2 separate regions of the Homo sapiens genome follow, and region 1 is linked to region 2. Evidence: chromatin loops called from intact Hi-C (ENCODE). Cell type or tissue: PC-9. All regions are shown on one strand. Links, peaks and the distances in the headings refer to the core of each region. The heading gives the core; the rest is flanking DNA.

What was found. Hi-C counts contacts between places; a loop is a spot of excess contacts. Peaks named below come from ENCODE experiments on the same cell type or tissue, not always from the same donor. Only the 100,000 strongest peaks of a DNase experiment are listed, where the experiment ranks them.
Region 1: it touches region 2 in a loop (9-fold over the local background); 2 of 110 quality-filtered maps call a loop at or near these places.

Annotation. Positions count from the first base shown.
Region 1 is chr17:66,348,283-66,360,419 of GRCh38, reverse strand. The region is part of intron 2 of PRKCA (protein kinase C alpha); the gene reads right to left. Among named protein-coding and RNA genes, the nearest start is that of PRKCA, 52 kb to the right of the region's middle. RefSeq lists an enhancer at 11,535-11,829. In PC-9, for the core only: no CTCF peak of the experiment used is centred there; a DNase peak (open chromatin) is centred at 7,049.
Region 2 is chr17:66,249,591-66,261,727 of GRCh38, reverse strand. No RefSeq gene overlaps it. Among named protein-coding and RNA genes, the nearest start is that of APOH, 26 kb to the right of the region's middle. In PC-9, for the core only: a CTCF peak has its summit at 6,495 (motif pointing left); a DNase peak (open chromatin) is centred at 6,477.

The sequences.
Region 1 (12,137 bases), core at 2,665-10,664, 98 kb before region 2:
ATGAGAAAACAGTGAGTATTTTTCTCGTGGAGCAGCTAAGACTCATGGAGGACTGATGCTCTCCAGGCCTTTCCCCTGTCACCCCCAAGTACTAAAACAGAGTTCCAACCAAGTAAGGGCGGGCTGGCTTGGATCAATACCCACTGTCACCCCCTCAGCCAATGTGAAAGGGTCCCATGGTTTAGCCAAACTCTTCAGCTGTGGAAGCCCTTCCCTCCAACTTCAAATACTGCAAAGAAGTGAAATACAGTTAGGGTCTTGGTAATCAAGTTCGGCGATGTTTGAGTGGAAAAGTTATTGTGAAAGAATGGTTTTTATGATACTTCTGAGTGATATGAATATTCCTAATTCTACATATAAATTATCCTCTCAGAATCTAATTGTCTTCAAAGATGTCCTGACCATCACTGCTATAATTTTGGCCTTGAGAATATTAAATTTAAGGAGTGATAAAAACAGAGCTAAATAAGAGACATTTAAACAATGGGCAGTTTAGTAGGAGGTTAAATAGTCAGAGGCAACAAGAAATAATTACTTAATCCAGTTCTCCAAAAGAATAATTGCAACAAGCTTGCTTAAGGTACTTTGAGCTTTTGTGCAAGTTTATGCCTACTATAAATATTTCTATAATCCTTTTCTGTTCCCGACATACTTGAGAGAAGCCTAAAAGCATCTCTGAAATATTTTTGGTGCTGGCATAGAATAAACTTATTAATATTTGAGACGCAATTTACTGAGTTATCTGTCAACATCCTTCAACTTACCCCTCTGGATAATCTGTGGAGATTATTTATTTAGTATTTATTTCTACTAAATAAAACCACTGAGTCATCTCTTTAAATGACAATGACCTCAAGACATTGTTAAAGCCCTCCAGAGTTTCAGGCCCACATGGCCAGGGTGGAATTCTTCTATAAATGAGGCCTTAATCTGCTCAATGCTACATCTCTGAGAGGCTTATTACATGATGTGATATATTCCTAAGCAGGCAGGAAAACCAGTTTTCTGTGTATCAAATCCAGTTCAGAATAAACTAAGAAACTGATAATTTTTTTTAAGAAACCGGCAGCAGATTGCAAAATCATTTATAAGTTTATCATTTCTGTTGAGTGTAGGTTTTCAAAGAATTAAAGTGACGCGTGTCTGTGGGCTATTAGTGACAAAAGTTGGTGCCACTCAAGAATTTTCTGAGAAGATCTTTATTGAGGGCTATCTTAGACTTAACATCACCTAAATTCACTTTTTAATTTACTTGGCTCTCCCCAAATTTGCTCTGGGAATCACAAATTGATAGAAAAATAAAATTTTGCACTAGATTTTCAAATAACTTTATTTTGGTTTTAACATGACCTCAGCTAAAATAAAAAAGCAATCAGCCCATGAAATGTGAGAACAAGGACTACGTCGAAAGTCATTATTAATTTAAGACAAATTTTAACCTGATTTCATTATTCACCAGGATGAAACACTTCCTTAGCAGAACTTTTTTTTAAAGGTACTCTCATCCTAATATCCTGTTAAATTTATTTCCAACTCCTCAAAGTGACACAACGTATGTAACCATAGAAATCAAGCAGAAGAAAGTGCTTGTTAATGTGGAGACACTTTTCCTTGTGGGAGTGGGGCCATTTGGACAGTAATCATTAAATGAATCAGCAATGAAGAGCTCTTGAAATCATTTCAGCAGAGCAAATGTGCCAACATCACTCTGGGGGTAAAGAAATAAAATTTTAAGAGGACAAGAAAAAAGGTACTGACGCATGTTTTGTATGCTGACCACCGAATGAACAAGAAACCCTGAAGTTCCACACATTATTACATTTGCTGCTACACTGTCAACAGCAAGGTAGTTACGTTTCTTCTTCTCAATATCATGTTAGCCTTAGGCTTGAATCTTTGAGAAAGGAAATGGGTAGAGTGTAATAGATTACCATCTATTAATTCACACATGTATTCATTACCATGTGCAAAGTACCTTCTAGGTACTAGAAGGGCAAAATATGAACAAATCTCATCTCTGGCTTCTAAGGACTTACACATTATGCAGCCATTCAAAGCATCAATTAAGTGATCAGTTAAGTTTATCTGGTACCCAAGAATGACACTTATTATTCAATTACAACGGAAGAGTTCCTCTGCCCTCCTGGGAATAACTATTTAAACTCAGCCCTCAAAGAAGGTAAGAATCTTGTCCAGGGAAAACCTCAGTGCGTCAAATCCCATCCCAACGCTAATAAACTTTTTGGGCTTAAAAAAAAAAAATTGTGCTCTATGTGCATGTGTATCAATTAGAATAGACTAATATGACACAAACAAGTACTTATTGAACTTTTCAAATGTTCAAGAGATCTAATTATAAAGTTATAAAATGTTAACTCCAGAACAAAAGGCAATTCTATTATAATCATCATATAATTCTAATTAATATAATTAAATTCCATAATTTTTGTTACTCTTTTCTCTGCTTCCAAGTTCACCAGAAAGAACTGGCTTACCAAGGCACTCATCTCCAATCATTCTGTTGTCCATCTGCACTTCCAAGGTACCGTTTAGAATCCGAGCCAGATTTCCCTTCCAAACTAGTATGAGTCTGTGTTCCTATTGACACGGCATTCAGTGGGACTTCTAATAACATAACTTAAATCACATTACTTACTTTACTAGTTATTCATGATAATCATCATCTACCAAACATACACCATGAATCACACATACATTACCTCTCATTTAATAAGCACAAACTCCTATGAGAAAGGTAGTATTATTTCTATTTTATAAACGAGAAAACTCTGCCAGGAAAAGTTAAATTACTTATCCAAAAACCACAGCTAACAAGTAGCGCCAGTATTCAACCCTGTTGTAATTCCAAAGCCCCTACTGCTATACCATCTTCCTTAACAGAATTAGAAATAGACATTTTTTATAATGATCATAATGCATTCGAAGTCTAAATATAAAATTGCATATTATAATACATTGGGATTTATTTGCTTATGCCTCTGCTGCCTGTACTGTCAGGACAGACCTCATTATTCTTAACAACTCAAAGCTGGCTTTGTATCTACAGCTCATTGCCATTAAAAAGTATAATAGTAATAAAAGCAGAAAGCCAGATGCAAGACCCAAGTGTGACTTAGACCACAGCTGCCTCTAGTGCCCTCCCCCACCACCCAGCTTCAGCACCCTCTCTCTCTGTCTCCTTCCACCAGTTCCTATACCCATGACTCAGAGCTGGCACTCAGGAGCCATGAAGCACATTTGAGAGAACTGTTAGCCTGGGACCCTCATTTCCCAGCAACCCTGCCCCATCAAACTATCTTTGCAAAAGACAAGATTTCTGGACCCCAAAGAATTCATTTTGGCTGGGCGTGGTGGCTCACGCCTATAATCCCCAGCACTTTGGGAGGCTGAGGCAAGTGGATCACTTGAGCCCAGGAGTTCAAGACCAGCATGGGCAACATGGCAAAACTCCGTCTCTCCCAAAAGTAAAAAATCAATAAATAGCAGGGCATGGTGGTGTGGCTGTAGTCTCAGCGACTCAGGAGGCTAAGGTGGGAGAATCACCTGAGCCCAAGAGGTGGAGGCTGCAGTGAGCTGAAATCACACCACTCCAGTAGCACTCCAGGCTGGGAAATTGGAGTAAGACCCTATTTTTTAAAAAAATATTTAAAAAATCATTTTAAGGGTTATGTTTATCACCACAGCAAACATTTCTGGCTGATTTTCAAGTCTCATTCACTTTTAGATATCCATCTGTATGGTGTTTTGTTTGTTTTGTTTTTGTTTTTGTTTTTTTGAGACGGAGTCTCACTCTGTCACCCAGGTTGGAGTGCAGTGGCACGATCTCAGCTCACTGCAACCTCCGCCTCCTGGGTTCAAGCGTCAGCCTCCCGAGTAGCTGGGACTACAGGCACCCGACACCACGCCCGGCTAATTTTTTGTATTTTTAGTAGAGATGGGGTTTCACCATGTTAGCTAGGATGGCCTCGATCTCCTGACCTTGTGATCTGCCTGCCTTGGCCTCCCAAAGTGCTGGGATTACAGGCGTGAGCCACCGTGCCGGCCTATATGGTGTTTTGTTATGCAAATAATGTTGGTGTCTTTTAAAAAAGTGGATGATAAAGAAAATCAAGAAAATGAAAAGAAAAAAGTCTTCTATCATCTTGTCCTTTACACCATCACTGTTCAGGTATTTTAAAAACTAGATTTAAAAAAAATCACCGATGGGCGTGGTGGCTAATGCCTATAATCCCAGCACTTTGGGAGGCTGAGGTGGGTGGGTCACCTGAGATCAGGAGTTTGAGACCAGCTTGGCCAACATGGCAAAACCCCACCTCTACTAAAAATACAAAAATTAGCTGGACTTGGTGGCACGTGCCTGAAATCCCAGCTACTCGGGAGGCTGAGGCAGGAGAATCACTTGAACCCAGGAGGCGGAGGTTGCAGTGAGCGGAGATCATGCCATTGCACTCCAGCCCGGGCGACAAGAGCAAAACTCCATCTCAAAAAAAACATCACTTTAATCATACTGTGAATATAATTTACTATCTTTCCTATAATTGGGAAGGTATATTTTCAAGAGCATTTTTCCATATTTATCCTAAGCAATGATTTGAAAGGATACTTAATATTCTATTACTTGAATATACAGTACCAATCATCACTGAATCATTTCCCCCAAAACTGGAAAAGGATGTTTCCAATGTTTTTGCTGTTATGAATAAACCAGCAATGGGCAGGTTCATTGTGCAAAAATCTTCCTCCATATTCAAGATTACTTGCTTAGGGCCAATTCTCAAAAGCAGATTTGCTGGGTGAGAGGATAAACTGACTCTCAAAAGTCGAAATGATGATGGCAGCCACGATCATGGTGATGACAAAATTATTTTGGATGTACAAAAAAACTCAGAATGATGTAACACACACCCATGCACCCGCCACTAGACTGAAATTTAATGGTGGAAATTCAAGACCCAGGAAGCAAATGCAGAAATACCTCAGGAGCTCCATCACCACTGCACAAGCAGGTGCAAAACTTAACTCTGAAAAGCCTAGAAATGTACAGGTTAAGTCTCCAGGCAAGGAGAGGAAGGAGCCTCACCACCTCCCTTTCATCAGCACTTCCCTGAGTTTTCATTAGCACATACAGCAGGGATTAAAAGGATCTGGGTTGGCTGCCAGCTTAAGATTGAATGAGAATGATCTCAGTTTTAATGAAGCCCTTTCTGCATATATAAACTGAAAAGAAAAAAAAATGTGTTCAATGAGAAAATCTGACCTCTAGGAATGTGGAGATTATTGTTAGCAAATGCCACGAAATGTGCTTATTGTGAAATTCAGTTTTTCAGAAAATACCACATGCCAAAGATCATTTCCACGTTCACTCTGTTTTCGCCCCCTCGAGCAACGAGAGTTCATCATAGGATGACAAAATGTAACGATGTATAGGAAAGCAAATACCTTGTTAGGATGCTGAAAACAAGTAGAAAATAACCATCAATAACAGTAAAAATGATGTTCTCCCCTGATTGTACTAGAAGATACAAAGAAATATCACAAAAAGGCAAAAGCATAAATGAAAATTAAATTTGTTTGATCATCCTTTTGCAGAGGAAAAAAAAGTACTTTATTTATGTGCAAGGCAATATCATCTTTTAATAGCTACAGGACACATTACTATTATCCTGCTGCTTCTCGGCTGGAGAAATAGGATTAATGGCCTAAGAGGGAAGAGCTTAAACTGATTAGTCAAGTAGGCAGTCCGAGGCCAAATATGCAGGAAAAGGGGGCAGCCCTGTTTTCTGTGAGCCAATGTCCTGCAGAGGAAAAAACCTGGGTGAACCAAGGCTGGTCCAGGACCTTAGACGGCAACTTAAATGAAGAGGGGTTTTAATCTTCTATTTTCAAAATATACTCCAAATGACAGAGACCAGACTTACATTGGCTCCCAACACAGCTTAGATCCTACAAAGCCGTTTCAGAATGGCCACCATTCATCCATTTACACCACCAACAGTATTGATTAAACCACTACCATGCTCAGCATCCTGTATGCAGAGGTGAGGACCCAGAGCCTGCCTGCATGGAGCAGAGCTGCATGTATTTAATTATTCTGTCTGGTAAGAACCCTAAATGTACATGACTCATAACAAAAATAATTCTTTCTTAAGTTTGAGTCCTGGTGTGCTGGGTTGGAATTATCTTTGAGATCACTGCAGACCAATTCCTTCATTCTGCAAAAGAAACAATGGACTCTGGAGATACACACCAACCAACTCAAGGACACAATTCAGGAAGAAACAATGTTCGCGTCTGCGATCCTAGCCACGAGCTCTCTCAACAAAACAGATGACACAAACTTATTTGAAGGAATCTGATTCCCAAATCATAAAATTTCAAGATAAACTACATGACGTGTGCGATGGTGATCCTTGCCAGCAAAGTAGCATAAAACCTGTCTCTGACATTCTAACTCAGGACTAAGGAGGCAATTCTAGAAGCTGAGAAAGCAGCATCCGTGAAAAAAAAAAAGTTCCCAGTGACTGAGGCTGCTCTGAGAGCTGAAGCAAGATACCTGTTTGCAGCCCACCAGGGCTATAAAACACAGAGCAAGCCACAAAAATCTCAGACCATCTTAATTCCTTCATTTCCAAATTATTTTCTACACACTGTTTCTATTGGGGGAATTCTTTGGTGCTTTCTTTGAGAAAGAGTCTTGCTCTGTCGCCCAGGCTGGAGTGCAATGGCCCGATCTTGGCTCACTGCAACCTCCGCCTCCCGGGTTCAAGCAATTCTCCCGCCTCAGCCTCCTGAATAGCTGGGATTACAGGAGCAGGCCACCACACCCGGCTAATTTTTGTATTCTTAGTAGAGACGGGGTTTCACCATGTTGGCCAGGCTGGTCTTGAACTCTTCACCTCAGGTGATCCACCCGCCTCAGCCTCCCAAAGTGCTGGGATTACAGGTATGAGTCACCATGCCCAGTGCCTTGGTGCTTTCAAAACAGAAGTCGGAAGGGAAAGCAAACTCCTTTTCTGAATCAAATCACCTGATTATATCTGCCGTCTAAAGGATACCTATCATAAAATTCGGCACACAGCCCAAATAGAAGGTTACCAAAAGCAATCAGAAAAATTAAAGATTAGGATCAAAATGAGTCATCAAAAATGGTTAAGCTTCACCAAAATGTGCAGAAAGATCTGCTTGTGCTGCACTTAATGGAAAGGATTTCAAATGTTAAATCTAGGACATACCCCTTTAACCAGGGGACTTTATTAGTTTAATGCAAATCATAGCCACCCAGCTGTGTAGTAGATCTCTGGAGTGCATGGCATAAAAAGAACCTATCTTCATTGCAACCAGGTAGTTGGTTGACAATTAGCAATAACTCTTGACAGACTAAAACGTCTAACAGGATATTAAAAACAGATACCGAAGAAATACATAGAAATATAAATGGCTGGATAAAATTATTTCATCTCTGAAAAATCAAGAACACCCTTCATATACCATTCTTCGCCACTTCCCTCCTCCCCAAACCCTAAAATAATACAACTCAGGCCGGGCACGGTGGCTCATTCCTGTAATCCCAGCACTTTGGAAGGTAGAGGCGGGCGGATCACAAGGTCAGGAGTTCAAGACCAGCCTGGTCAACATGGTGAAACCCCGTCTCTACCAAAAATACAAAAATTAGCTGAGTGTGGTGGCACGCACCTGTAGTCCCAGCTACTCGGGAGGCTGAGGCAGGAGAATCACTTGAACCCAGGAGACGGAGGTTGCAGTGAGCTGAGATTGCGCCACTGCACTCCAGCCTGGCAACAGAGAGAGACTCCATCTCAAAAAAAAAAAAAAAAAAAAAAAACCTCAAAAAACACCACAAATTCAAGATGCTCTTTTTTCTCCTGATATTCTTTCCCTTTCATCTGCCCTAAAGCTAACCAGAAGAATGTCAACCGCCTCAGCAGAATTATCACTTAGCCCTGCAGCAGAGAACTCCTGGGCTGTCTGCAGAGCCCATGCCCTGCTCTTGATAGTTCATTTCATGGTCACAGAAAAGCCTCCAGGCCTCAGATAGTACATTTCATGATCACAGAAAAGCCTCCAGGCCTCAGGAAGACACTGATGAGTTCCCTCAAAAGGCAGAGCAGAAAATAATTAGAAATAAAGGAAATAGGGTACTGTCCGGACCCTATGGCTTGCTCTGAGTTTTGTAGCCCTACTAGACTATTTCCAGAACCTTGAAATAGCTTCCAGACTCTGGGATCTCACGTCAGCCCTCTAAGCCACATTTATTCCCCAGCCCCATTCCCATGAGCAGAGTTCATTGGACTTGGGTAGACAGCTGACCACATTGGGCCAACCAAATTCTTCCTCAGGAATTTAAACAGAGACTTGTGTCTGTCTGCATTTGAACTTGAAGGCAGAGGTATGCTCACGACGTGACACTGCCAGTTTAGACCCTAAGAGCAGGGAAGTGGAGGAAGCCCAACCACTGCCACAGAGAACGAATCTGATACTGGGAGAGAAGCACGGGTGAGTCCCAGGGTTCTCGGGGTGAAAGAGCAGTGCCTTGGCTCCTGGTATTGCCCTAGTCCTGGTTCCAGACTCCCTTGTAGCCTGGCAGCATTTCCTGCCCTTCTCCCCATAAACCACCCTGTGAATCCTTATACAAATTCTACTTTTATGGTTTACGCTGGTTTGAGTAGGCATTTATTATTTGTAACCAATAAGATATAGTCACATGTTTAATCGTTTAAAAAGTTAATATTTAATGATTTATAACCCCAGGAGAATAGCTTATAGCACACATTTCTTTAGCAGCACATACTAAAATGTATTTGTTTCCAATGTCAAAATCTATTTTTTATGTTTCCCAATAGCCCTTTCTAAACACAGCCACATATAGGGTATTAGTACTCACTCTCCCTGGCCTACGGGATGAGCTCTCGAATCTAAAAACCTTGGGTGAAACATTTTACTTTCAGATCTTCAAACTGAGGAAAGAGTCTCACAGACTAAAACACATACCATAGGAACCAACACAATGCCAGGAACACTTGCTCAGGACTCAGAAACGGGGGCACCAAAACTGGGCTGGAGTTTAGGTAATAGCCACTAGCCATGGCAGTCCCTGCCCTGTCAGTTGGCACGCGCCCATAGCCTGAAGGAGGAAGTAAAATCAGAACAGTGCTAACACTTCATGGTTTTCCTGGCCAGGAAATTCGGCTGTACTCATTCAAGCATCCACCCATTCCACATTCACTGCATACCCACTCCCCACTACATACCAAGCTCAGCACCACACGATGGGGAATACTGGGGTGATTATGACAGACCCTGTCCACTCAGAGTTTCTTCCATCAAACATTCACACTTTAGTAAGACAGAGGAAACTGGCACACAGACAATTACATTGTACTGCAGTCCATGATAAAACGAGAAGTGTGGCAGATCGCAGCAATGCAGAGAAAGAACGCTGCGAGTTCCACACATTGAAAGGGAGGGAGGAAACCAGAGTCAACTAAACATGCCTCTGGACTGTGCATTTGCACACGAATGCTCATGGAAGGCTAGGGACCGTCAAAAACTGGTCCCAGGCTAGTCACGGTGCCTCACGTCTGTAATCCCAGCAGTTTGGGAGGCCAAGGCAAGCAGATTGCTTGAGCCCAGGAGTTCAAGGCCAGCCTGGGCAACACAGCAAAACCCCATCTCTACCAAGGGGAAAAAAAAATTAGCCAGGTGTGGTTGTGTGCACCTATAGTCCCAGCTACTTGGGAGGCTGAGGTGGGAGGATCGCTTAAGCCTGGGAGGTCAAGGGTGCAGTGAGCCACGACGGTGCCACTGCACTGCAGCCTGGGTGAGAGAGTAAGATCCTGTCTCAAAAAAGATTAAAAAAAATAATAAAACTGGCCCCAAACACAAATGAACAGAATTCCAAAAATGGAAAATAACATAATTTTAGATTTTTATTTCCATTTTCTGTTTCCTTTAGGAAAGGGAAACAGAAGTGGTCTCCCCTGTAATCAATCCCTCCCTGTCTCCTGTGGGTCCACGGACACCCACATGAAAGACCCCAGCTCCCTGCCTGGGTGAGCCCCGGGCAGGACTGACCACTCAGACGGCTCATTTGGTCACACCTTTCCTGAGCCCTTCCTCTCAGATCAGAATTGCCTGTTACCTACACCGAGCATCCAAGCTCGTTTTCCAACATGTGAAAAGCCAGTTTCCAAAGGAAAAAGGAAAAAAATAAAAAGGCACTGTTACCACCAATTTATCCCCTCATTTGTAACCAGGCTGAGCTGTAAGCAGACCCCTGCCAGCACCTGAAAGGCCATCGCTCTGAGGACACTAGCCCGAGCTTTAGTTACAATATCTTTTTTCACTGCCCATTAGGTGCTCAGCTGCCCCCTCTCTCCTTTCCCCACACACGCCGGCTCCTAGGGTGGACTTTTTTTTTAACCTCTGTAACTAAATAACCTGATAACGCCATGTGATAAGGGAATGGTGGCCTAAAAACCCTAAGTTTCCAATTCCAGCAGCCATGGCTCCATTTTCATGTTTCACACACAGAAGACATTAACGAAGGCCCTAAAAATAAGAGACACTGGAGGCAGCCAAAGAGACACCTAACACTCAATCAAAGCCGTGCAAGTGAGGAGAGCAGTTTTTGGGAGCCAGGCCAAACACTGTTCTATTGGAGGAATGAATTTTGTGTTTGTGCGCAGTCAGCAGCCCAGAGGAGATGTGAGAATACAGGACCTGGACAACTAAAGGCCCGGGAAAACCCTCTCTGTCCTGCCAGAGTCTACCGCATGGGCAAACACTCCATACCCAAACTGTTCAAAAGGGATGACTTATTTCTTCCATGCAAAAGGCCAGAAGAAAAATGAAAAGCCAGAAGGAGAGAGGAAACAAGGGTGTGATGGTTTCTTTGCAAACCTCTACTGCGGAACAGCTCCATACTCACCAAGCCAGGTCTACACAGCAGGCCTGGTTTAGTGTTGGCTACTGGTTTTCCATCCCTAAGACATGTGCAACCTTGCCAAATGCGGGGGGTAGCAGGGTAGGCAGGCAGCATATTCATCCTCAGGGGAGAACAGCAAAAGCCCAGAAGGAATTTTAATTTCTCTTATAAAACAAAAATCTCAAGACAAAAACTTTACTGCCAAACTTTACATGGAAAGCAAAAATAAACTATTTGCTTTATACCTGCTGCCACAGGTATGAAATATTTTATTAGATGACTGTCCACTCACCATTAGGCTGACTCTCAAATTATGGACAGGAAGAGAGCAAACCGTTCACTTGATGGACGCAGCTAAGATGAACACTCAGCTGCTCACATTGTGTTCAGGTTCTGGTGCATTTTGAACACTTCGTAAGAGAAATTACTGAAGCTCTTAATAACAAACTTGCCTTCCAGAACAGAAAGGTTTTATGAAAAAATCCTCAACCAAACCCTTGATACATTCTCAGTTAAATGCTATACTAAAAGTTCTCAGGAAGTCTCTATTTTGGAGACCTGTAATTTTTAACCGTATAGTTTGGTTGCTGCTGACTAAAGCTGAGAGTAATTTTACAACTCCATTATCCACATGTGGATGACTCATTTGTTAGATTAGCCTAACTTCCAGCTGCCCTCCCCCTCTGCTGTTCAACCTGCTGCTGGATAATGTTCCAACTGCCTGCTCTAAGAGGCTGAAAGTATGCAAACCCATCTTAACACAACACAGAGACAAAATGAGATAGTGGTGTTGACTATGTTTTGAATGCATTTCTCCAAGACAAATAAGAGTTTTGGATTGATGCACTGTTTTGGGCAATTGGCACAATTTCACTTTATTAGTATGAATTTTAATGTGATGTTTCTAACCTCTTAAATCAAAGTGTGCCTCAAAGTATGCTCCACAAACCCTTAAGGGTCCTCATGATCAAACCACTTTAATGATAATACTGAGCCACTATTTGCCTTTTTCCTTGTGTTGACGTTTGCACTGATGGTGCAAGAGCAATGGTGGTGTGACAGCAGGAACCTTAGCCTGAGTCAAGGTGACAGTGCCAGGCGGTACTAGCAGGAATTATGTTCTTCCCACCATGAAATCCCAGGGGCTTTTTGTTGTCTTTTATGCCAGTTTCAT
Region 2 (12,137 bases), core at 1,997-9,996:
GCATGACCCTGGGCAAAATACTTAACCTCTGAGAGCCTCAGTTTCTGAATCTGAGAAAGGGGGAAATAATAGGACTTAGCGAATTGTGAGAATCACATAAGATAAGGTATAGAAAGCACTTAGCACGATGCCTGGCACATAGTAGGAACTGTACACTAAGATTAATAAGCAGATTGGGCCTCGTGCGGTGGCTCATGGCTGTAATCCCAGCACTATGGGAGGCCAAGGTGGGTGGATCACCTGAGGTCAGGAGTTTGAGACCAGCCTGGCCAACATGGTGAAACCCCATCTCTACTAAAAGTACAAAAATTTGCCAGGTGTGGTAGTGGTTGCCTGTAATCACAGCTACTCTGGAGGCTGAGGCAAGATAATCGCTTGAGCTTGGGAGGTGGAGGTTGCAGTGAGCCAAGATTGTGCCACTGCACTCCAGCCTGGGAGACAGAGTGAGACTCCATCTCAAAAAAAAAAAAAAAAAAAGAGCAGATTGGGCCTGGTGAAGTGGCTCACACCTGTAATCTCAGCACTTTGGGAAGCCAAGGAGGCAGGATCACTCGAGGCCAAGAATTCAAGTCCAGCCTGGGTAATATAGGAACACCCCATCTCTTAAAAAAAAACAAATTTAGCCAGGTGTGATGGTGCATACCTGTAGTCCCAGCCACTCCAGAGGTTGAGATGGGAGGATTGGCATGAGCCCAGGAGTTTAAGGTTGCAGTGAGCTATGGCTGTGCCATTATACTCCAGCCTGGGTGACACAGTGAGACATTCTCTCTAAAATAAAAAATAAAGCAGATTGAAGAAAGCGGGCTTCTAGTAGAAACAGAGACAGGAAAAAAGGCAGAAAGTAACTTCCAGATCAAGAACTGAGCTGGCCTCTGGGCATGGCTGTCTCTTCTACTGCTTTTTTGTTCAACCACCTCATGTGTTAGCCCACATGGAAAATGCTTCTGCTTTGTAATCTGCACTTTTTATGGGGCTTGTTCAGATGGTGCTGGTATAAAGGCTGAAACCCACATTGCTGGTGGGAACTACCTATGGGGTTTCCTTGAATTTGGTGCCACCGCACCTGCTCAGCGACCGTGCCTTGATGTGCTTTAGATCAGCCATCCCTAAATTGCTATCCTGTCGCTTCAGTCCAAGCAGAAAGAAGCGAGTAATGAGTCCATCCTGATGAACAATTCAGGGAGGAACATTCTTTTCTTCCCCTGGTGAGACTTCATTGACTACCCAGGCAAGAAGCAGCAGGAGCTCTGAATTACCGTGATCTTGTTAGCAGCTATGGCTTGCCATTGGTGGAGCAGGTACATCTTGTGCTGAAGGATGCTGGTAGGGCAGAACACTCATGAAAGTCTACTGGCCTGATTTTTTTTTTTTTTTTTTTTTTTTTTTTTTGCCAATTCAAGAGAATTGTCTGTACAACTCTTAGTCTTAGTCTTATTTCTCCTGGACATTCAAGACTCTAATAGTAGGCTAACTCATTTTTTATTTGTAACTAACTATCAAAGCCTGGTATAACTCAGTGAGAAAAAAAAAATCCTGGTTAGAAATGTTGCAAACAAACAAAAAAAATCTTCTCTAATATGTGACCAATCCCACAGTAGCCACAATGGCTTAGAAGGCATTTGAAGTCTCTTCTACAGCAGTCTCATGGGGCCTTTTTTATTGTATCAGAAGGATGAAAGATGGGTCAGCTCCTCCAGGATTCTTATCTTTTATTTCAGGAGTCTTCAGTTAAACCTGAGCTTCAGACCTTTTCCATGTAATTGGATCCAAGTCAGGACCTCAGTCTCTGTTTCCCACCTTTGAGTTTAGGAGAGCAAGCTCTAGGGCTGCATGAAACAAGAGGTCCTTTTACCAATAAAAAAGAGAGGCCAGGTGCAGTGGCTCATGCCTGTAATCCCAGCACTTTGGGAAGCTGAGGAGGGCAGACCACCTGAGGTCAGGAGTTCGAGACCAGCCCGGCCAGCATGGCAAAAATCCCATCTCTACTAAAAATACAAAAAGTGGCTAGGTGTGGTGGCACACGCCTGTAGATCTAGCTACTCAGGAGGCTGAGGCAGGAGAATCTCTTGAACCTGGGAGGTGGAGGTTGCAGTGAGCCGAGATCACTGCCACTGCACTCCAGCCTGGGCGACACAGCAAAACTCCATCACAAAACAAAACAAAAAACACACACACACAATAAAGATGGGACAAAAAGAAGTGTCTTGGTCTGTTCCTGCTGCTATAACACAAATACCTTGAATAGGTTCATTTATAAACAGCAGGAATTCATTTTTCACAGTTCTGGAGGCTGGGAAGTTCAAGATCAAGGCACCTGCAGATTCAGTGTCTGGTGACGGCTGGTCTCTGATTCCAACATGGAGTCTTGTCACTGAATCCTCACGTGGCAGAAGGCATGAATTCTTACTACATCCTTTCATGGCAGAAAGGCTAATACTGGCTGAACTTTCTTCCTCAAACCCTTTTATAAGGGCATTCATCACTTCATAAAGGTCCTGCCTCTTAATACTGTTGAATTGGGGATTAAGTTTTGACATGCCTTTTTTTTTTTTTTTTTTGAGACAGATCCTCACTCTGTCACCCAGGCTTGAGTGCAGAGGCGCGATCTCTGCTCTCTGCAACTTCTACCTCCCAGGTTCAAGTGATTCTCCTGCTTCAGCCACCCGAGTAGCTGGGATTACAGGCAACTGCCAGCTAATTTTTTTGTATTTTTAGTAGAGATGGGGTTTCACCATGTTGGCCAGGCTGGTCTAGAACTCCTGACCTCAGGTGATCCACCTGCCTCAGCCTCCTAAAGTGCTGGGATTACAGGCGTGAACAACTGCGCCTGACCTATGCCTTTTTTTTTTTTTTTTTGAGACAGAGCCTTGGTCTGTCACCCAGGCTGGAACGCAGTGGCGCAGTCTTGGCTCACTGCAACCTCCACCTCCGGGGTTCAAGTACTTCTCCTGCCTCAGCCTCCTGAGCAGCTGGGATTATTGGTACCCGCCACCATGACCGACTAATTTTTGTATTTTTAGTAGAGACGGGGTTTCACCATGTTGGCCAGTCTGGTCTCAGACACCTGACCTCAGGTGATCCGCCCGCCTCAGCCTCCCAAAGTGCTGGGATTACAAGCATGAGCCACCTCACCGGGCCTTGACATGCATTTTGGAGGCACACAAACATTCAGCCATATCAGGAAGGTTCAGCAGTCCGAGTCCAAATTGGTTTCAGGCAATAGCAGCCCTGATGAATGTAATATTCCAGATGGATCAGTTGCACAGGTAACCTATAGCTTGTGTCTTGAGTCAACACATTTCTCATTTTAACCATTTCTCATGCAGATCTTTTTGAAATGCACTTCACACACTTTAATATGGAAAATTCAATCTATTTTCCATGGATTTTGTAATCATCATTACGATATTCTTTATTCTAGTTACAAGCTCAGGAATTGTTGAAGTGTAGACCCATACACAAAACAGCCTCAGACCCTCAACTTTTATAACTAATCTTTATTGCTTTTTTAATTACAAAGTGATACGGTCTTAAGTTTTTTTTAAGTTATGCATTTTTTTGTGTAGTTTTTACTATCTCCTTCTAGACTATTCGCCTGGCATGTTGTCACTTTTGTCTCTCTTTAATGTATTTCTAGCAGCATCCCTCTCATTTATAATCATTCATCTAGATTTTGGCTGGAAAACTGCACAATCAGGCTAATTACAATTGTGTGTGAAGAATACCCTTAAGACAAACGCTTAGCCAACCAATATGACTGTTAGGATAGAAGGATAGAACTTACCAGTGGATTTGGCATGAAGTTTACACTGTGGAATCAGATAGGCCCAAGTGTAAAGTGCCTCTTATTGGTATTGGGAGCTTCAACAAATGACCTTATCATCCTCAGTTTCCTCGGTGTACCTTCAGTTTCCTTAATGTAAAATTTAAAAAACAAGGCTGGGCACAGTAGGTCATGCCTATAATCCTAGCATCTTTTGGCCGAGGCAGGTGGATCACCTGAGGCCAGGAGTTCGAGACCAGCCTGGCCAACTAGGCGAAACCCCCATCTCTACTAAAAATACAAACATGACAGACGTGGTGGTGCACATCTGTAATCCCAGCTACTGGGGAGGCTGAGACACAACAATCGCTTAAACCCGGGAGGCAGAAGTTGTGGTGAGCCAAGATCACACCACTATACTCCAGCCTGGGTGACAGAGTGAGACTCTGTCTCTAGATAAATAAATAAATAAATAATAAACAAAACAAAACAGAACACCTAACTTGCATGGCTATTGTGAGGATTAAAGGGAATAGGATGTAAAACACTCATGACAGTGTTTGGCTCGTGATGGTGACTCGAGGAACACTAGTTTCCTCTCTCATGCATCCCTCCCATGTATCAGGATATTGTGGCAGAATGTGTCTAGGACAATAGTTCTCAAACTTGAACTTGCATCAGAATCTCCTAGAGGACTTGTTAAAATATAGATTGCTGAGCTGGGTGTGGTGGCTCATGCCTGTAATCCCAGCACTTTGGGAGGCCGAGGCTGGCGGATCACGAGCTCAAGAGATCGAGACCATCCTGGCCAACATGGTGAAACCCCGTCGCTACTAAAAATACAAAAATTAGCTGGGCATGGTGGCGCATGCCTGTAGTCCCAGCTACTTGGGAGGCTGAGGCAGGAGAATCTCTTGAACCCAGCAGGCAGAGGTTGCAGTGAGCCGAGATCGAGTCACTGCACTCCAGCCTGGTGACAGAGCAAGACTCCATCTCAAAAAATATATCTATATCTATATCTATATATAGATATAGATAGATAGATAGATAGATAGATAGATAGATAGATAGATAGATATAGATTGCTGGGCCACAACCCCAGAATGTCTACTTTAGGAGGAGCAGGTTGGGTCCTGAAAAATGTTTCATAAAAAATTTCCAGGTTATACTAGTGATGGTGATGCTGCTGGTCTGGGGGCCATACATCGAGAACCATCAGTCTAGGAGGTAGATATACTTGCATCCAAATTCCTGCTTGGCCCCTTGGCAGTTGTGTTAATTTGGGCAAGTTATTTAACTTTTCTGAGCCACAGTTTCCTAATCTGAAACAGGGGCACGATAACTTTTGCCTGATAAAATGTTGTAACGTGATATGGCAGTTGGGAAAGATCTAGTACTTAATAAATCTTTTTTTTTTCTTTTTCTTTTTTTTTTTAGATGGAGTCTCGCTTTGTCACTCAGGCTGGAGTGAAGTGGCATGATCTTGGTTCACTGCAACCACTGCCTCCCAGGTTCAAGCAATCCTCCTGCCTCAGCCTCCGGAGTAGCTGGGATTACAGGTGCCTGCCACCATGCCCGGCTAATTTTGTGTGTGTTTTTAGTAGAGACGGGATTAAGTCACGTTGGCCAGGCTGGTCTCAAACTCCTGGTCTCAAGTGATCCACACACCTTGGCCTCCAAAAATGCTGGGATTACAGGCGTGAGCCACCGCGCCTAGCCAATAAATCTTCATTAATCTCAATGTTGCCTTCTTTGTGGCAGAGTCTCTTCCTGTTTAGCTTAAGGACTTGTAGTGTTCCAAGGAACTACAGCGACTAGATGATACTGCCCCTAAAATTATGTACATCTTATCTTAGAACCTTTAAAATAAGACATCTGTCATTTCTCAAGAAGGACAATAATAAGATCTGTAGTAGGTAGCAAATTTTGATCCTGAGCAGGTAGCTTAGGACGCCAATTTCATTAACTTCCCACCGGTTTATCTTCTGGGGCAATGAAGGATTAATTTAAAAAGTACTACATCCTGAAGACTGAAAAGAGTTTTACGGAAGAGCATATACAAGTTCATGAGTACCTTCTCTATTGGGTATATGTGGGCTGTGGGCTGTGGGTTGAGAGCAGCTACCCAGAGGCATAAAAGCATTCTCATAAGTTGCAAAGCAGGTACAACGCTAATTGAATTTGTTCTGCTCAGATGACATACTCTCCAGGAAAGAAAAAAAAAATGTTTTCCTGCTGTGAAATTGGTTTGCTGGTGTTCTGACAAATGAAAGCCTTATAGTAAAGGCATCAACTTTAATTATTCATTTCTATTTGCTTAAAGACATATTCTTATGTGACATACATATGCTCATACATTTCCTTGTTGTAACAACATGAACTAAATAAGTCACTTTCACACATAAATGAAACTCCATGAATTATTATTGCTAACGCACGTTCTCTATATTATTCAGCTGGAGAAAAAGTAATGTTTGTGTAATGGGGAAGAATTACAGAGCGAAAGATGAGGATCTTTTTAGTGTTTTTTTCAGGTAGACAGGAAAAAAGGCAAAGGCTACCATCTGCTATTACTGATGATATTACTGAGGAATTGATACATTTCTATCTATAGAGATTTATTAATGTACAACTGGTTCTACAACTTTATTTGTTCAGTCTACATAACCAAAATGAGGCTTCAAGTCCGGAAGTTCCCTGTTACCCAAGGCAAACGTATTAGGGTCTGTTCTGCCATCTGGTGTTCTTTGAAGGAAACATCCACAGAGGCATTATGAGATAAATAGCCAGTGTTGCCTATGTTGGTGGTGGGTGTTACAACCTCGATGAAAAGCAATTCCAGAATCTCTGCCAAATTCCAATAGGAGATAATTTGAGAATATATATTAAGAAGAAAAATATACATACCCTTGGAGTACCAATTTCACTTTTATGAATTCATCTTTTGGATATATTTATACATGTGCACAAAGAAATGTATATAAAAATATTCCTAGCAGTACTGTTGGTAATAGCAGAAGATTGGAAACAAGCTAAACATCCATGAGTAGGGTACCAGTTAAATAAATTGTGACATATTCCTACAATGGATATAGTATAGCATGTTGTTGTTTGAAAAAAAAGTCAAATCTATATTTACAGATATGAAATGATCACCAAGACACACACACACACACACACACACACACACACACACACATATATATGTGTATATATATATATTTTGTTTTGTTTTGTTTTGTTTTGTTTTAGATAGAGTCTCACTCTGTCACCCAGGCTGGAGTGCACTGGTGTGATCTTGGCTCACTGCATCCTCCGCCACCCTGGTTCAAGTGATTCTCCTGGCTCAGCCTCCCAAGTAGCTGGGACTACAGATGCATGCCACCACACCCGGGTAATTTTTGTATTTTTGGTAGAGACAGAGTTTCGCCATGTTGGCTAGGCTGGTCTCGAACTCCTGACTTCAGGTGATCTGCCCGCCTCAGCCTCCCAAAGTGCTGGGATTACAGGCATGAGCCACCACACCTGGCACCAAAACATTGTTAAGTGAAATAAACATGATCAAGAACAATGTGTATCGGTAGGGTGTGGTGGCTCACACCTGTAGTTCCAGCACTTTGGGAGGCCAAGGGGGGCGAATAATCTGAGGTCAGGAGTTCGAGACCGGCTTGGCACCAACATGGCAAAACCCCGTCTCCACCAGAAATACAAAAATTAGCCAGTCATGGTGCATGCGCCTGTAGTCTCAACTACCCTGGAGGTTGATGCAGGAGAATCACTTGAACCCAGGAGGCAGAGGTTTCAGTGAGTCAAGATCATGCCACTGCACTCCAGCCTCGGCAACAGAGCAAGACTATCTCAAAGAGAGAGAGAGAAAAAAAGTAACAACATGTGTAATATGCTGAAATTTGTATAAAAATGTTCATAATGCATAGGATATTTCTAGAAGGTTTAATCAAAAATAAAATTTTGAAGGCCTCCCCACAACCATAGGAATGGACTTCCTCCTTGGCCAGGACACCTAAAATTTAGCCTGAAAGACTTGTTCAGGCCATGATGGGGAAGTGGGGGTCAGATATGCCTCATTATACCCCTCCAGCATTAACATCAATGCAGACTTTTAAGTCTGATATGAAACATTTACAATCTAGTCTCACTGAAGCCTGTTACTGCTACTTGGAGGCTTCATCTGCAGGATAAAACTTTGGTCTCCACAACCCTTTATCTTTTTTTTCTTTTTGAGACGTAATCTTGCTCTGTCACCCAGGCTGGAGTGTAGTGGCGCAATCTCGGCTTACTGCAACCTCCGCCTCCTGGGTTCAAGCGATTCTGCTGCCTCAGCCTCTGAAGTAGCTGGGATTACAGGCGCCCATCACCATGCCTGGCTAATTTTTGTATCTTTTAGTAGAGACAGGGTTTTGCCATGTTGGCCATGTTGGTCTTGAACTCCTGATCTCAGGTGATCCACCTGCCTCGGCCTCCCAAGGTGTTGGGATTACAGGCACGAGCCATCATGCCCGGCTTCACAATCCCTTATCTTAATCACAGTATAATTAAATCTACCTATGACCTGGAAGCACCCCCTAATCTGCCACTGCTTCAACTTGTCCCACCCTTCCAGATCAAACCAATGTTAATCTTACATGTATTGATTGATGTATTGTGTCTCCCTAAAATGTATAAAAGCAAGCTGCACCCCCAACCCCATCCCCTGCTGACCACCTTGGGCACATGTCATCAGGACCTCTGAGGCTGTGTCAGTTGCATCCTTAACCTTGGCAAAAATAAACTTTCTAAATTTGTTGAGATTTGACTCAGATACTTTTTGGTTTACCAAGGATACTCAAGAAAGTGGTTGGCCGGGTGTGGTGGCTCACACCTGTCATCCCAGCACTTTGGGAGGCTGAGGTGGGCGGATCATGAGGTCAGGAGATCGAGACCATCCTGGCTAACAAGGTGAAACCCCTCTCTACTAAAAATACAAAAAAATTAGCCAGGCGTGGTGGCGGGTGCCTGTAGTCCCAGCTACTCGGGAGGCTGAGGCCGGAGAATGGCGTGAACCCAGGAGGCGGAGCTTGCAGTGAGCCGAGATTGTGCCACTGCACTCCAGCCTGGGTGACAGAGCGAGACTCCGTCTCAAAAAAAAAAAAAAAAGAGTGGCAACCGTGATTGACTTTGAGGGCAAGAACCAAGGTGATCACCAGTGAGAAGGTAACTTCTCTCTCACTATTTACATATTGTACTGTAGAAATACTTTTCTTTTTTCTTTTTTTCTTTTTTGAGACAGAGTCTCACTCTTGTTTCCCAGTCTGGAGTGCAGTGGCATGACCTCTACTCACTGCAATCTCCGTCTCTTGGGTTCAAGTGATTCTTCTGCATCAGCCTCCCAAGTAGCTGGGATTACAGGCTCCTGCCACCACACCCGGCTAATTTTTTTGTATTCTTAGTAGAGATGGGGTTTCATCGTGTTGGCCAGGCTGGTCTCAAACCTGTGACTTCAGGTGATCCACCTGCCTCAGCCTCCCAAAGTGCTGGGATTACAGGCATGAGCCATCGCACCCAGCCTAGAAATACTTTTTAACATGTGCTTGTATTACCAAACCCTAATATGTATGCTTGGATGACAATGAACTAAGCTGACTTGAAGCCTCATTTTGGTTTTATAGACTAAATAAATTGTACAACATTGTGTGTGTGTGTGTGTTTGTCTTTTACAGAGTTTCACTCTTGTTGTCCAGGCTGGAGTGCAATGGCATGATCTCAGCTCATTGCAACCTCCGCCTCCCGGGTTCAAGCGATTCTCCTGCCTCAGCGTCCCACATATCTGAGGTTACAGGTGCCTGCCACCATGCCCAGCTAATTTTTGTAGGTTTAGTAAAGGTGGGGTTTCACCATGTTGGCCAGACTGGTCTCGAACTCCTGACCTCAGGTGATCCACCTGACTCAGACTCCCAAAGTGCTGAGATTACAGGTATGAGCCACAACACCCGGCCAGAACTTTAATACATCTCTATAGATAGAGATGTTTCATCAGTATTGCCTAACACATGTTAAAAAGTTCAAATAACTTTTAAAAACTAGTGTCCTGCTGTAGTTCTAGATTGTCATGACTATTACCAACAAATTCACTGAAAAATATATTTTTTAAAGAAAAAAAAGAGAATTCATCCCAGTAAACAGTTTGTAAACCAGGGAGATGCAGTCTTTGGTACAAAACAAAGGTGCATTCTGAGAGAATAAAGAGAGAAGTTATCTTTTATAGAGAAAGTTCCCTCCCAGGTTCCCACTCTGGTCTGCTTATGCAAATGAAGGATGCAAATTTATGTAGTTCTGATTGGTCAACACTTGCTGAGTTCCAGTTGGCTGATGCAGATCACAGTCTATTGACTGATTTAGGTCATGTAAATAGAAATAGACAATTCACACTACTATATGGCCCAAATGTTAAATACGTAAAATTCAAGACAAAAAATTTTTCTCTTATGTCCATTGCTGTGATCTAGTGTTAGCCATGGTCTTTTGTTCAAATAACATGAAATGAGGGCATAAGATTTTTTTTTTTTTTTGAGACAATCTCACTCTGTCGCCCAGGCCGGAGTGCAGTGGCACAATCTCAGCTCACTACCACCTCCACCTCCTGGGTTCAAGTGATTCTCATGCCTCAGCCTCCTAAGTAGCTGGGATTACAGGCATGTGCCACCATGCCTGGGTAATTTTTTGTACTTTTTAGTAGAGACTGGGTTTTGTCATGTTGGCCAGGCTGGTCTCGAACTCCTGGCCTCAAGTGAGCCACCTGCCTCGGCCTCCCAAAGTGCTAGGATTACAGGCGTGAGCCACCATGCCTAGCTGAGATTTTTATATTTATCATGCTGATTTTGATAAATACATCTCAGGGACTAACATCTACGTGTGGAAGAAAAGGAGGGTCAGGAGTTATAGTAATTTCTTCCCCCATTTACAGCCACATGAAGCTCTATCTTGCTACTAGCTGAAGACAAGCAGTAAATAATAAACTGCATTGGCTTATTTTGAAAAATGACTTTGAGAAAGGTTAAGAAACACTATTCAGTGGCAATCTTATCTTTTAACTGAGGCTTTGCAAGCAGCTGCTGCTGGGGCCTCAAGAGATGTGATAAGATGACAAGATTAACTTTGGTTATGTAGGGGAAGAAAAATAATTTTCTTTCTACCCTCCATAGTTCTTAACTGGGACTCCCTGAGCAGATTAACAAGAGAAAAACAAACAAAAGTTTATTAGCGTGTATACCTCATGTACGCATGGAAGAAAACCGTGGAGAAATGCATAAACCTCCAGAGTAGATCTCCAAGGAAAAGTTTAATCTTCAGGTTTAAATGCTGCCCTTTTTATTAAACAAAGAAAGAAAGGTGTGGGGAAAGACCCCACAGTCTTTCAAGATGGCCAGAAAAAGCACTGAAAAGCAAGGGTCAGTTTTGTTGTTTTGTTTTGTTTTTTTGAGATGGAGTCTCACTCTGTCGCCCAGGCTGGAGTGCAATGGCGGGATCTTGGCTCACTGCAAGCTCCGCCTCCTGGGTTCAAGGGATTCTCTTGCCTCAGCTTTCCGAGTAGCTGGGATTACAAGGATGCGCCACAGCACCAGGCTAATTTTTGTATTCTTAGTAGAGACAGGGTTTCACCATGTTGGCCAGGCTGGTCCTGAACCCCTGACCTCAGGTGATCCACCCGCCTTGGCCTCCCAAAGTGCTGGGAGTACAGGCGTGAGCCACCACTGCTCCTGGCCAAGGGTCAGGTTTGTTATGCAGAGTTAAGTCCAGGCCTTCTCCATCCTTTAGGAGTTTCTAGTGATTTTCTTTATAGATGTAAATTTCCTTACAAAAGGGCGACTTTTCTGAAATACTCCTGTGTCTGCAGTTTCTCAAAATAACCAGCTCGAAATAACCCATACATAAAAGAGACATATTTTGGGGTAGCATATTCTGGTCTCCTGCAGTCATATTTGGGGGTGGTGTGTCCTGAGACCTATCAGTCACCTTTTCTAAATCTTTTCCAGTTCTGCCCTCTCTCTCTTTGGGCCACCACACTGGCTCTCCTTCCATACTTTGACTCTTTTGTTCCAGCTTCACTGAGGCCTAGAACTCCCTTCAAGGTATTCCTCCTGGGCCAGGTGCGGTGGCTTGTGCTTGTAATCCCAGCACTTTGGGAGGCTGAGGCAGGCGGATCAGTTGACCTGTAATTCCAGCTACTCGGGAGGCTGAGGCAGGAGAATTGCTTGAACCAGGAATTGGAGGTTGCAGTGAGCAGAGATTGCGCCACTGCACTTCAGCCTGGGTGACAAGAGCAAGACTCCATCTCAAAAAAATAAAAAGATATCCCGGCCAGGCACGGTGGCTCACA